2 separate regions of the Mus musculus genome follow, and region 2 is linked to region 1. The links are chromatin loops, found by intact Hi-C in ENCODE. Cell type or tissue: heart. All regions are shown on one strand. Each heading gives the region's core, and the rest is flanking DNA. Links, peaks and the distances in the headings are about the cores only.

Evidence for each region. Peaks named below come from ENCODE experiments on the same cell type or tissue, not always from the same donor. Only the 100,000 strongest peaks of a DNase experiment are listed, where the experiment ranks them.
Region 2: a loop joins it to region 1, with 1.9 times the contacts of the local background. A loop is called at or near these places in 3 of 42 quality-filtered maps.

Annotation. Positions count from the first base shown.
Region 1 is chr11:3,892,421-3,898,681 of GRCm38, forward strand. It overlaps 4921536K21Rik (RIKEN cDNA 4921536K21 gene), which reads right to left and starts at 2,706. Exons shown (of 3, transcript NM_026150.3): 1 at 2,420-2,706. The coding sequence starts at 2,667. Dusp18 (dual specificity phosphatase 18) reads left to right here and starts at 2,820. Exons shown (of 2, transcript NM_173745.5): 1 at 2,820-3,097; 2 at 4,523-6,261. The coding sequence starts at 4,592. The coding sequence ends at 5,158. In heart, for the core only: no CTCF peak of the experiment used is centred there; a DNase peak (open chromatin) is centred at 2,761; H3K4me3 peaks cover 1,695 bases; H3K27ac peaks cover 1,593 bases.
Region 2 is chr11:3,525,123-3,530,753 of GRCm38, forward strand. It overlaps Smtn (smoothelin), which reads right to left. Exons shown (of 20, transcript NM_001284427.1): 9 at 5,248-5,319; 10 at 4,645-5,160; 11 at 4,318-4,490; 12 at 1,206-1,358; 13 at 1,043-1,118; 14 at 1-84. It also overlaps a transcript of Gm11946 not described here. Among named protein-coding and RNA genes, the nearest start is that of Gm11946, 4.8 kb to the right of the region's middle. In heart, for the core only: no CTCF peak of the experiment used is centred there; DNase peaks (open chromatin) are centred at 1,305, 2,039, 2,899, 4,789 and 2 weaker places; H3K4me3 peaks cover 628 bases; H3K27ac peaks cover 1,257 bases.

The DNA of each region.
Region 1 (6,261 bases), core at 487-5,486:
AGTGGGTTGGAGACACCCACACGGGTAAGAGGTGTGGAGCAATCTGAGCAGAATGGGCAGCTGGGAATGAATTGGTAGAATGTGCTTAGCACACACATGGTCCTGGTGATCTCCAGCATCAATAAACGTCACTTGGGAGGCAGAAGCAGGAGGATCAGAAGTTCAAGGCTATTCTTAGCTACATTATGAGTTAAAGCCAAGCTGGGCTACATGTCTCAACAAATAACAGATGATGATGTTAGCCAGTGGGTTCTCTCTCTTTTTTTTTTTAAGATTTATTTATTTGTTATATGTAAGTACACTGTAGCTGTCTTCAGACACCCCAGAAGAGGGCATAAGATCTCATTACAGATGGTTGTGAGCCACCATGTGGTTGCTGGGATTTGAATTCAGGACCTCCGGAAGAGCAGTCAGTGCTCTTACCTGCTGAGCCATCTCTCCAGCTCCTGGGTTCTCATTTTTTGATAATTTAGTTATATTATGAAGTGTTTTTCAATGGTTTTTCCCATTTAAAAAAACAATTGTTCATACATTCTAAAACTTGGAAGCCAAGTGGATCATTGTGTTAAGTCAGTTGATATAATACATATAATCAAGAATAAATATCTTGGTATAATAACTAGATAGAGAAAAAAGTTGTGGCCACTGCAACTAAACAGTGGCTACTGTTTACTAAAGAGTGAATTTTTGTGTTGTGCTTTTTAAAAATACAACACACATATACTTAGATATGGATTATCTTAGCCTGTCAATTGCTGTAATAAAATACTGACCAAAAACAACTTGAAGAGAGTGCTTACTTCAGTTTACAGGTTGCAGTTGCTCATCAAATAAGGCTGAGGCAGAGCTAAGGGCAGGAACCTGAAGTCAGGAACTAAAGCAGAGACCACAGTGGAAGGCTGCTTACTGGCTTGCTCTTCATGACTTACTCAACTGGCCTTCTTATACAACCCAACCACCCGCGCAGGTGTGACACTGTCCACAGTGCCCTACATCCTCCCACACCAGTCATTAGGAAACTGCTCCCCAGACACGCCCACAGGCCATCAGCTGTAGACAATTCCCCAAAAGATGTTCCTTCATCCCAGGTAAAACTAGTAGTTTTAAATTGACAAAAACTAGCCAGCACAGTGATTGGTTTGCTGCTCCGACTTCTGTTTGGTTTGTTGTTGTTGATGTTGCTTAGTTTATTTTACTTTTGAAATGATTGGCAAACCACTCTAAAGGAAACCAGGGAAATGACATACGTGCTGGTGAAGTATTTCTGAATACAGATTCCCAAACAAACAATAGCAAAAAGGGAAGAACCACACATGAATTGACTGAAACAGAAATGGCTGTCTGATACACACAGGAACAGAAGGAATACAAATAACAACTTATACTAAACTCAGTCTCTATTGGTTAGCACATCAGAATAAGATCATCATAAAATACATTCATAGTCAGACAAAACAAAAACAAAACAAAAACAAAAAAACAGAAAACACCACCACCACCAAACCCAACAAACAAAAAGATGTATATTTTGTGACAAGGTCTCGTGTATCCAGGCTGGCCTAGAACTCCCTCTTGAACTGAGAGTGACCTTGAATTTCCAATCCTCCTGCCTCCAGCACCTGAGTGCTTGATTACAATCGTGTGCAACCACGTTCAGTTAAGAAGAAAACAAAGCACCTTTAGGGGGATTCTAATAACGTTCTCCAGTTCATTTTCCTATGAGTTAGGAACAACTGTGGTCAGGCTGTGCTTGCTAATACAAAGGAACGAACATTGAAAGCTACCCAGTTCCACTTTTCTGGTTTTTATGCAGGATGACTCAACATACCCAGGTGCGGATGGGAAGACAGAGTCAACGGTCAGGAATTTACACACAAGTCTAAGTCCTATTTTCAACCAAAAAGAGACTAAATATTTAAAGACCCTCTTTACTTAGTGATGCACCAAATTTATCAAGTAATAAATACTGGTCATTTTTGAAACAAATTGTGTTTCCATAATAAATCCTCTGTAGGACTTGTTACATCCTTGGCTGATGCCGGTTGAAGAAGGGGGACAGGATTGGAGTCAAACATTGGGGAACTGAAGGCTTTTCAAGGACGCTGGAGAATGGGAAGGCCTGGAGTTGCCAAGTCGATTGGAGCCTGAGACCAATTGCAGACGTCAAGCCTACACTACGCCAGGGTCAGGATTCATTCGGAAGGCTAGAAACGGGACAGTGCCTTCGGCCCAGAAAACGGGCTTCTGAAGGTCCTACGGGTTGGCCTGAGTCTGAAAAATCCTGCGATCGGAGACATTGCTGCGATCAGAGGAACATCTAAGGGCGGAGGTTGGGGGGGGGACACGGCTGGAACAAAGTGAGTCGGATTCCCTTACGGGGTCCCGGGTCTGACAACTGCTTTGTATACCCGAGCCACACCTGAATAACAACTTGGGGAGTGGGGACCGCGGCCGCAGGAAGTAGATCTGTGGTTGGACGTGGAGGCCAAGATCCGGCTGGCTGTCCAGTCTCTCGCGCCGGAAGTTCGAACCAGAAGCGGTAGTCTCTTCGGTACCTTTCCTGTAATCCGAGCCCAAGTCCCATTTGACTGAAGGCCTTCTGGGCTGTGTAGCGGTCTCTGACTGGCTAGAGAGCGACTCAGGAAAGCTAGCAAGACCTAAAACCATGGTGGAAAGACACGCGGTCGCAGAGCAACTATCTACACTGGAGTGCGTTGCCTGGGAGACAACCGGCAAGCAGACCGCGTGACAGTCTTTAGGCGTTCTTTGTGAGGCTCTGTTGGGCGTGTTGCCTAGGAGACGAAGGGTGAGTGGGCGGGGCGTGCAGGCGGTGGGTGTAGCAATGGTCCTTCTGGCTACTTGGCGCATTTCTGTGAAGACAGGCAGCCCACCCAGCTTTTCCCAAACGCCTGGGAACTGCGTAGTCCTTCGAGGTACAGAATCAGTCGCGGGGTCCCCCTAAGCCCCGAACTGCCCATTGTTCCGCGAGGAGAAGCCGTTGCTACCAAGGTCCGGAATCATGAAGGGCCCTCTCTTTCTTGGAGAGGGTCGTCCGCGGCTCTGCCCTGAAAGATTTCGGGGGCACTGAGGGAAGGAGGTAAGATTGTTTGAGTCTTGTCACCACGTAGAGAGGCCAAGCTTCCTAGGCTTGTTGTGGCACCTTCCACTCATCTACTTGTGGACTCTGTTCCACGTTTATAACCCAGAATTTAACCAGCGCCCCACCTATATTTGCCAACTTTCTCCAGAAAGTGTAATCCACCAGAAATATCAGCCTTCAGAACTTGCTGTCTAATGATGAACAAAACTGGTTTTCCTCGAGTCTCAGGTTTCACGGCTACAAATTAACTAGATGCCAAAAGCCTGGTTGGTTGTAAAATGTAAAAAATGGAGATGACGTTTCTGTTTCCTCTCCTCCCCTCTCCCCCCCCCTCCCCCTCCCCCTCTTGAAACTCTTGAAAGAGTTCCAGTAGTCTGGTCAGGAACACCACATCTTGCTTCAGCTTCCAGGTCTGCTCTACCATGTCCTACTGTCTGTGATCGCTTCTTACTATCTTTGCAACTCTATAACAAATGCCTTTATTTGTCATTCCCACAAGCTTTGCATTTTAACTTTACCTCTGAAGGGACTGAAGAGAGCAGAAACAAAACCAAATGTCACTTGGAAGTCACATTCCTTGGAAGGCAGGAACAGGGAGACAGAACAGTGGAAAAATAACTGATTGGCCTGAGGTTACCTGAATGACTTTTCATTCTGAGAGGATAAGTTAGGCCATGACCTTATGCTAGCTGAAACTGGCCTGCCTGGGAAATCCTGATTTCTCAAAGGTTAATTTTAAGAAAACAGCTTTGTTTCTGTGACAAGGAAAAAATTAAATCAAAACAAACAAACAAAAAACCCTGTAGTTTGTTTCCTCAGCTCTTTGTTGGGGGGCAGGACCCATAAAGCAAGGGCCCCACCTTTCTCTTCTACCTCCTGAATGCTGCAGTTCCAGGTGACCATCACCAAGGCTCTTTTCTACTTGCTCTCAGTTGACTTTGAGGTCATTAATGTTGGAAGTCACACAGCTGAGCAGAGAACATGAGTTTCCACTAGCTGTGCTGTATGTAGATGACACCAGTCATGTGTGCTGAAAACAGCTAGACTTGCTGGCTGGTTATGAGAAGATGGAAAGACTTGGCATATCACTTTCCCTCTTGTCACCTTTAACCTTTGGGTCCAGTTCTACTTAACGTAATCGGAACATATCCACCCTAATGTTCTTTCAGTGGCTTCTACTCCCTCAGCTCCTAACCACCCTCTTTCTCCTGAAACCACCCCAGTAGACCTAAGGCCCGTCCCTTCCATTGTTCACGGTCTCTCTGGCCATGGCTGGCCCCCTTCCTCTGTGTGAAAAGACCCCCAGCACTTGGGCAACAGTTCTGGCTCAGTGATGTGAATGTTGGTGTAATCACTGAGTTCTCTGCTGTGCTTCTCGATTGATGGGTTCTTGCCCTCCAAACTTCCTCCTCCGTCCTGCAGGTTTCAGTGGGCACAGCCTAGCAGAAAGATGCAAGCTTAATACGGCACGGACTGTCGACTTCCACTTTGATGACTTCACCGTGGAGTGCCTTCCCAGTTCAGATCCCCCAGCCTTCGATCAGAGGCCTCTCGCAGATCACCAAGAGCCTGTTTATCAGCAATGGTGTGGCTGCCAACAACAAGCTCCTACTGTCCAGCAATCAGATCACCACAGTCATCAACGTCTCAGTAGAGGTAGCAAACACCTTCTACGAGGATATCCAGTATGTGCAGGTGCCTGTGGTCGATGCGCCCGTCGCACGCCTCTCCAATTTCTTCGATTCCGTTGCCGACCGTATCCATTCGGTGGAGATGCAGAAGGGCCGCACACTGTTGCATTGTGCTGCTGGGGTGAGCCGCTCAGCTGCGCTGTGCCTCGCCTACCTCATGAAGTACCATGCCATGTCCCTTGTAGATGCCCACACTTGGACCAAGTCATGCAGGCCCATCATCCGGCCCAACAGTGGCTTTTGGGAGCAGCTCATCCATTACGAGTTGCAGCTCTTTGGCAAGAATACAATGCAGATGATGGACTCGCCAATGGGACGGATCCCAGACATCTACGAGAAGGAGACCCGTTTGATGATCCCACTGTAAGCCAGCCCACCAGTAACTCCAGTACACCAAGGTCTGAACTTGAACTTCGACTTTTGTTGCTGCAGGAGCACAGCAGATGGTGCTTTTCATGACGCCAGAAAAAGTGTTGCTATAGCATTTAACCTCGCAGTCCAGCCAGGTTTGGTGGTGCATGCCTGTAACCTCAGATTGCTGAAGCAGAAAGATTACAAGGTGAGTTTGAGGCCAGCCTAGGCTACATATGAGACCCTATCTCAAAAACAAAATCAAGAACAGAAATTCCCAACAATTACTATCTTGTCATCTGTGCTTTCAGAGAGTACATTCATTTCTTATAATATAGTGAAGGTAACTTTTCTGTGAGTGGTAGGGTGGAGCTGGCAGATGGTGCTGGGTCATAGGAACCAGTGCCCAGTGCATATGGCAAGCTGGGGTTCCTGCAGCCCTCCCGGAGATGACCAACCCAGAAACAAATCTGCCAAAATCCCACCTGGTTCTTTCAGAGGCAAATCCTGAAGCTTCCTGGTGCTCTTGGATGTCTCTCAATGTAAGTGCCAGCCTGCTAGATTAGGGGTCTTCAACCAGGGTTACAGAGACTGCCCCTTCTACCTTTACCACAGTGGCCCAATTCTGGTTTTCTAGATCAGATTCACACAGTGCTTGGATCCCAGTGGTGCCCAGATCAGCAATCCTACCTGTACACAGGCCTTAGTTTATACATGTTCTCAGAGCCTCTATGTGAGAGAGATGAAGAAATGGCTTGATCTCTGCTAGGCCTCATCCGAGAAGCCGCCTCCAGAGTTCTCACTTTGCAACCTGAGAGTCCTGACACAAGACCGCGTGCAGAATTGCAGACCATGAGACTCAGGGTCCCAGGCTGGCTGACTGTTGAGGAGCTGTGAGGACTGTGAGGAACAAGTGAGTTGTCTCTAGCAAGCCTGAGATTCAGGGCTGCTCAGAAGCCCTTGGTGTTAGGGTCTGATTCAAGAAGGCTTGGTTTGGGTTGGTTTGGTTTAAGCCCTGCTCCCAGGTAGCCCAGGCTGTGTAGCCTTGAGCACCGGTCTGTCTCTTTGCCTGTACTTTAGGAATGCTGGGTTCACAGGTATGTGCCACCTTGTCCAGCC
Region 2 (5,631 bases), core at 1-5,000, 370 kb before region 1:
TCTCCGTGGCCACATTGCTTCGGCTCTCGCCCGGCCGGGCCCGTGCCTCCCGTAGCCTCCGTTCTCGTTCCTTGTCCCTCTGGTCTGAGCCGGGGATGCCCCATGCACGTCCAGGAGGGCAGCCCAGCGCCACACAACACACATGCATAGACACAAGGGGCACACGGGATGGAGTGGAGGCAGCTCGTTAGAAACACCAATGACACAGGAACCCAGTGCCTCTCTAGGGATGGATGTGGGGGGAACAACCACAACTTGGCCCAGAGCTGAGTGTGTGTTGAGGGTGATAGAGTAGGCAGACAGAAGAGGGGACATAGAACACTTGCTGTCAAAGGGGCGTCTGGATCCAAGACAGGTTTCTATGGGAATAAGAAGGTGAGTCCCAAGGGAAGAGAGCTGGGTGGACAGAGCAGCTGAGAACTGGACCTTCAAACTAGAAGGACAGGAACAACTGGAAGAAGGAGCACCTAAACCCAGAGAGTGGGTGGAGGTATCAAGAGAAGCGGTCAGACCCAGGCAAAGGACACTGGAGAGAGGCTGGGGAGGAAAGTTAACTGGGTCTGCAGAGAAAGCAAGCAGGTGACGAAAAGTGACATCAGGACACATGCAACCCAGTGGGAGAGTGCATGTCAAGGCTGAGCAGGCGTCTGACTGCCAGCTGGGGAGTCACTGTTCTCAGAGAACAACTGTTTCAGAAGTAAATCCAGAGGCACAAGGGACAGAAGAGCTAAGAAGCTGTAGGAAAAGGGGATGTAGCCACACCCAGGGACAAAGACTAACAGGGTCTCAGCAGGAGGACGAGCAGCTGGGAGGAATATCTGGATTCAAGCAAGCCACACTGGACAGTAGATAGCAGTTAGATGTAGGGTGAGAAAGGCTGAGGGGGCCAACACAGGGCAAGGAGACCAGGGAGCACCCGGCTTGAGGGGAGGCGATGTGAGTGGACAACTACTCGGCTGGAGTGTCCACAGGAGGACTCCGGAATGAGGGCAGCAGCTGAGGAATGGAGTGGCTACACCTAGGAGGGCAGCTGGCTCTCTACCTCTCTTTCTTTGTCGGAGCTCACGCAGTGCAGCCCGGATGAGCTTCCTCTCCTCAAAGTTCGTAGTCTGGTCCAGCTGTAGACAGAGCGGTTGCTGCATACCAGGGGCCTGCCAATCCCGACCCTCTGCCAGCCCCCAGCCTACCAGAGCTAACTAACATACCATCTTGTCCAGGACTCCTTCGTCCTCAATGGCCGTCAGCTCCTCTGCACTCAGGGGACTCCGCCCCTCTGGGCCTTTGTCCACTCGAGCCTGCTCTGCGCCATTAGCTGCTTCCACTGTGGTGGAGGGGGGCTCTGCAGGATCTGGCTCCATCTACAGAGTGTGGAGAGGGTGTAGGGTTTACACAGGGATGTGGGTGAAACCTGGGTAGAAGAGGATTAGATCCTGGAGCTGCTGGCATAGCATTAAAGATAACGCCAGCAGCCTGCCAGGCCTGCTAATATAGGTTGGCCATGTTAGTTTCAGGCCTACCGTAGTGAAACCGGAAGAATAGAGTTTCTCACATATCCAGAATCATCCTAATACAAATTGGCAGCAGCAGCAACAGTGGCTTCCATGCAGTAGAAAATAGTATCTGTATAAGCACTAAGGATTTTATTGTCTCTGTTAGGGATAGGGGAAACTGAGGCTAGAGCAGCTGAATGACTCTCCCACAGGTCCTCTGTGAGTGCCATGTGGCCTGCAGGCTGAGCACAGTGGTTTCAATCCTGAGGCTGAGTTCTTTCTGATCTTTCATTTCTAGTTTCCTCCTAGGCAGCAGATCCCAAGTCTTGATTGCCAAGGCACTGGACCAGATCCTAATAAGGTGTGTGACTGGGGCTACCCAAGCCAAGACCCCTCGAAGGGCTATCCAACTTCCCTTCCTTGTTGAGACCCACTGTCTAAGGAGCATCCTGCTCTGGCCTATCTCCCCCAGGGGATCTCCCTCCTGCCTTGGCCCCTGAAGCCAAGGCCCAGCTCAGATATTATAGCACCTTCCCACCCCACCCCCACGGCCTCTGCCTGTCAGGAGGGTAAGGAGAGCCAAAGTGGCAGCTGTTTTGGAGAGGCTTGGCCTGGTTGAGGCTGCAGGACAGCTGCCAGGGCAAGAGCCTGGCACTTTCTTGTCCCAATCTTAGAGGGACAGCCTTAGAGGTACCTCACTATACACTGTACCAGTCTGTACAGTGAAGTAAACTGAGGCCGAGGCAGTGCTGGTACATCGACAGACATTCAGCAGAGCCGGGCTCAAATCAATTCCCTCCCACGGGCTGACTTACGAGACTGCTCCTTCGAGAGGGGCCCCCAGAAGAGCTGCGGCGGGTGCTAAAGGCAGGCGGGTGGGCCACGGGGGTCCCAGCATCCTCAGCTGCCTGGAAGAGGGCCTCGGGGTCGGCAGCAGCCAGCAACAGCTCGCTGGGCTCTAGCTCAGACTCCAGGTCGGGCACAAGTGGAACACCCAGCCGTAAGCTCAGCACCTCCACCTGCCTGGTCAGTGCATCGAGCCGCCGGCTCAGAGCTGCCGTCTCTGCTCGAAGCTCTTCGGCTGCCTGAGCCACTGGCTCTACAGTGGCCAGAGCTGCATCGGCTGCCTGGGTCACCGCTGACCGGCCTGCTTCAGCCACCGTCTGCAGTTCTTGTAATGCCTGGCTCAACTGTTCTTCAAAGGCTGCAGCCATCTCAGGCCCAGGCCCTGGCACTCCGGGCATACTGCTAGTGGGGACTCTTTGGGGTACGATGGTGGGACAGTAGCAGGGGCTGCTGCTGTCTATGCTGGCAGCTTCGCAGCTGGTCTGAGGGCGAAGGCAAGGGCAGTGAGCCTGCCCCGCCCCTGCTGGCCTCCCAGCCTGCCACCAGCCAGCTGGAGCAACTGCTCAAATAGAAACCTATTCTGGGCTCCTCTGCGGAGGGGATGGAGGGGGATGGGTAGCCTGTTCAGACAGGGGGACAGCCTGTTGCATGGCTCAAGGATTACTGAGGCCAGAGCCCGATAGGTGGAGAAATGGAAGGAGCAGGGCATGGACTGCTTAGTCCAGGTATATCAGCTGTGACACTTCTATTTGCTGGACTCCTGCATATATCTGCTCTCGTGCCCCATTATTTTAGAAAGCCTTGAACAAGTCAAGACAATGGAGGCCCAGGAAGATGGGACTTTAAGCTCTCTGTTGGAATGGGGGCTTGTCCCTGACAGACATGTCCTCTAGCCCAGCCAGTGTGCCCAAATCCAACCCTGGACTCTGCACAAGTGCATTACAGACACATCTGTTCGCCTCAGATGGGGAGACGGGTGAGTTAGGGCCAGAGCCACGTCTCCATTCACCACAAGGGCCCCTCACGACAGCCACCCCAACCTACTGGGTCCTGCTTTGTTGCCAAAAGACTGATCTTGTTCACATTCTCATCCTGTTACCCCTCTGAAGGCCCAAAGCGGACCATCTGACCACCTCACCTCAGTCAAAGTCCCATTCCGTCTTTCATACAGCACAAAGGACATTACCTGGGCAGCCCACAGGGAATCTCTTTCCCAGCTGAGCTCCCAACCAGTTGATCCTGAGCTTGGGAATGAATAATAGAAGGAATGCCTCGGATTCATTTCCCATGGCACCTGCTAGGCTGATGCCTCGCTTGCCCAGTGCCCCCTGCCTGCCTGTCTTCATCAGTGGCTCTGCCCCGCCTCCATGGCAAAGATGCTAATCAACAATCTCCTAATGGACTAGGCTGAGCTTGGATTAGCGTGGGATCTGATCCACACGTTGGGGCTGATGTTCAGTGTGGGGTGGGGACGGGGGTATATATGGCAGAGACTGCCGTAGGAAGAGGGCCAAAGCCCCTACTACACTGTCCATGAGCTGCAGCATTCACACTTGTTCATTAAGAGTGAGCTGCTCAACTTAGGTGCCAGGATCAAAGATTAGCAAGTGGATCCAGGCACAGTGGCTCACGTCTGCAATGCCAGCACCCAGGAAGTAGAGGCTGGACGATCACGGAGTCCAAGGTCAGCTCTGGCTATATACTTAGTTCGATGCCAACCCAGGATACAAGAGACTCGACATCAAACAAAACTAAACAACAAAAGATCAGCATATGGGAAGAATGACCTCAGCCACACCTCTGGGTAACATAGCATGGATCAGTCTTAGATCAGTCTTAGCCATGTCACCAACTGTGGATGGACTATTAGTCTCTCTGGCCTCAGTTTCTTTGTATGCACCATAGAGAATGCCCGCCTACACCCGTAAGCTGTCCCTGGAGATGGTGAACAGTGAGGCTGGTGGATTGTGGAGAGGCTCACCTTAAAGTTGCAGCCTCCTCGGTTACCAGGGGAGGCATGGCTGAAGGTAGTGACGTGAGTGACACTGCCCAGTCGGGTCACAGTCCCAGGGTTGCTGATGTGGGTGATGGTGTTCTTGCCCCCACTGCTGGTGCTGAGAAGGGTTGGGGGTGCCCGCAATCCCAAAGTCAATTCTGGAGGGGAGAGGGATGCTGTTGGGGCCAGGTGGAATGTAGGCAGTGCCAGTCATGGTGAGCCACACCCTGGACACTGGCCGCAGCACCTGCCGCACCAGCAGAATCAGGAGTTGGGGGTGCAAGCACTCCACCCCAGCAGTGAGAAACCTACCTGCTCTCTGGTTGCCTGTGGGCAGCAGCACCCGGCCTGTGGAGGCCTGACCACGGCCATCCTTGATCTCAATGGTAAACGTAGTCTTCATACTGCCCCCTGGCTCCCCAGTGCCAACGGCCACGGGCGGTGGGGTACTGGGCTCTTCTGAGCAGGGCTTGGGCCCCCCTGCTCTGTTTTCAAGGGACCTGAGAGCCAAGCCCCGCCCCCCAGGGCCCTCCTCTTGAGGGCAGCTCTGAAGCTCGGCCAGGGAATGAGCAAGTTCTCTCTGCTTCTTGTGGGAGGAAGTGTCACTGGGACTCGGAGAGGAGGAGTTGCTGGAGGAGGAGGAGGCAGGGGTGGTGCTGATGAGGGAAGGGCCCGGGAGCCTTGTGGGGGTCGGTGAAGCAAGGGCTGTTCGGGGTGGGCCATCCTGGAGCCTGGCAACCACGGGAGAATCAGATGTGAACTTTTGGACTCTGTCTCTCACAGAGCCAACTCGACGGAACTGGGACGGTCCTGCAAGTGAGGTTGGCTCTGGAGGAGACAAGAAAGCTGTCAGTGGCTGGGTGGGATAGGGACTGCTCAGAACCTAGGGATGGTAAAAAAAAAAACAAACAGTACCTCGATTTGGGGTTGGTTGTCGGGGACTGAGCACAGATAGTGAACGTTGGCAGGATTTCGTTTCAGACGGGTCTGGCAGGTTGGTAAGTATGTGGTAGCCATAAGGGGGATGGGGGGAGAGGAAAGGAAAGTGGATGGTGGGATGGTGTTCACGCCACTCACCTCTCCTCAACACCTCCGTAGCCTCCTTACCACACCCACTGCCGAGGCCTGCCCACTCAGTTGTAACTCTCCTACAAGGACCTCCTTTCTCTCCTGCACTGACCCCGGGGTGACGTGGGCACTCTTAGGGGCCAGAAGTAAGTTAGGGCCAGAGAAAGGTATCCAGATTCTCCCTACTGATGAGACTAAGGGACACCCCCCCACCCCCACCCCCGCTGCCAG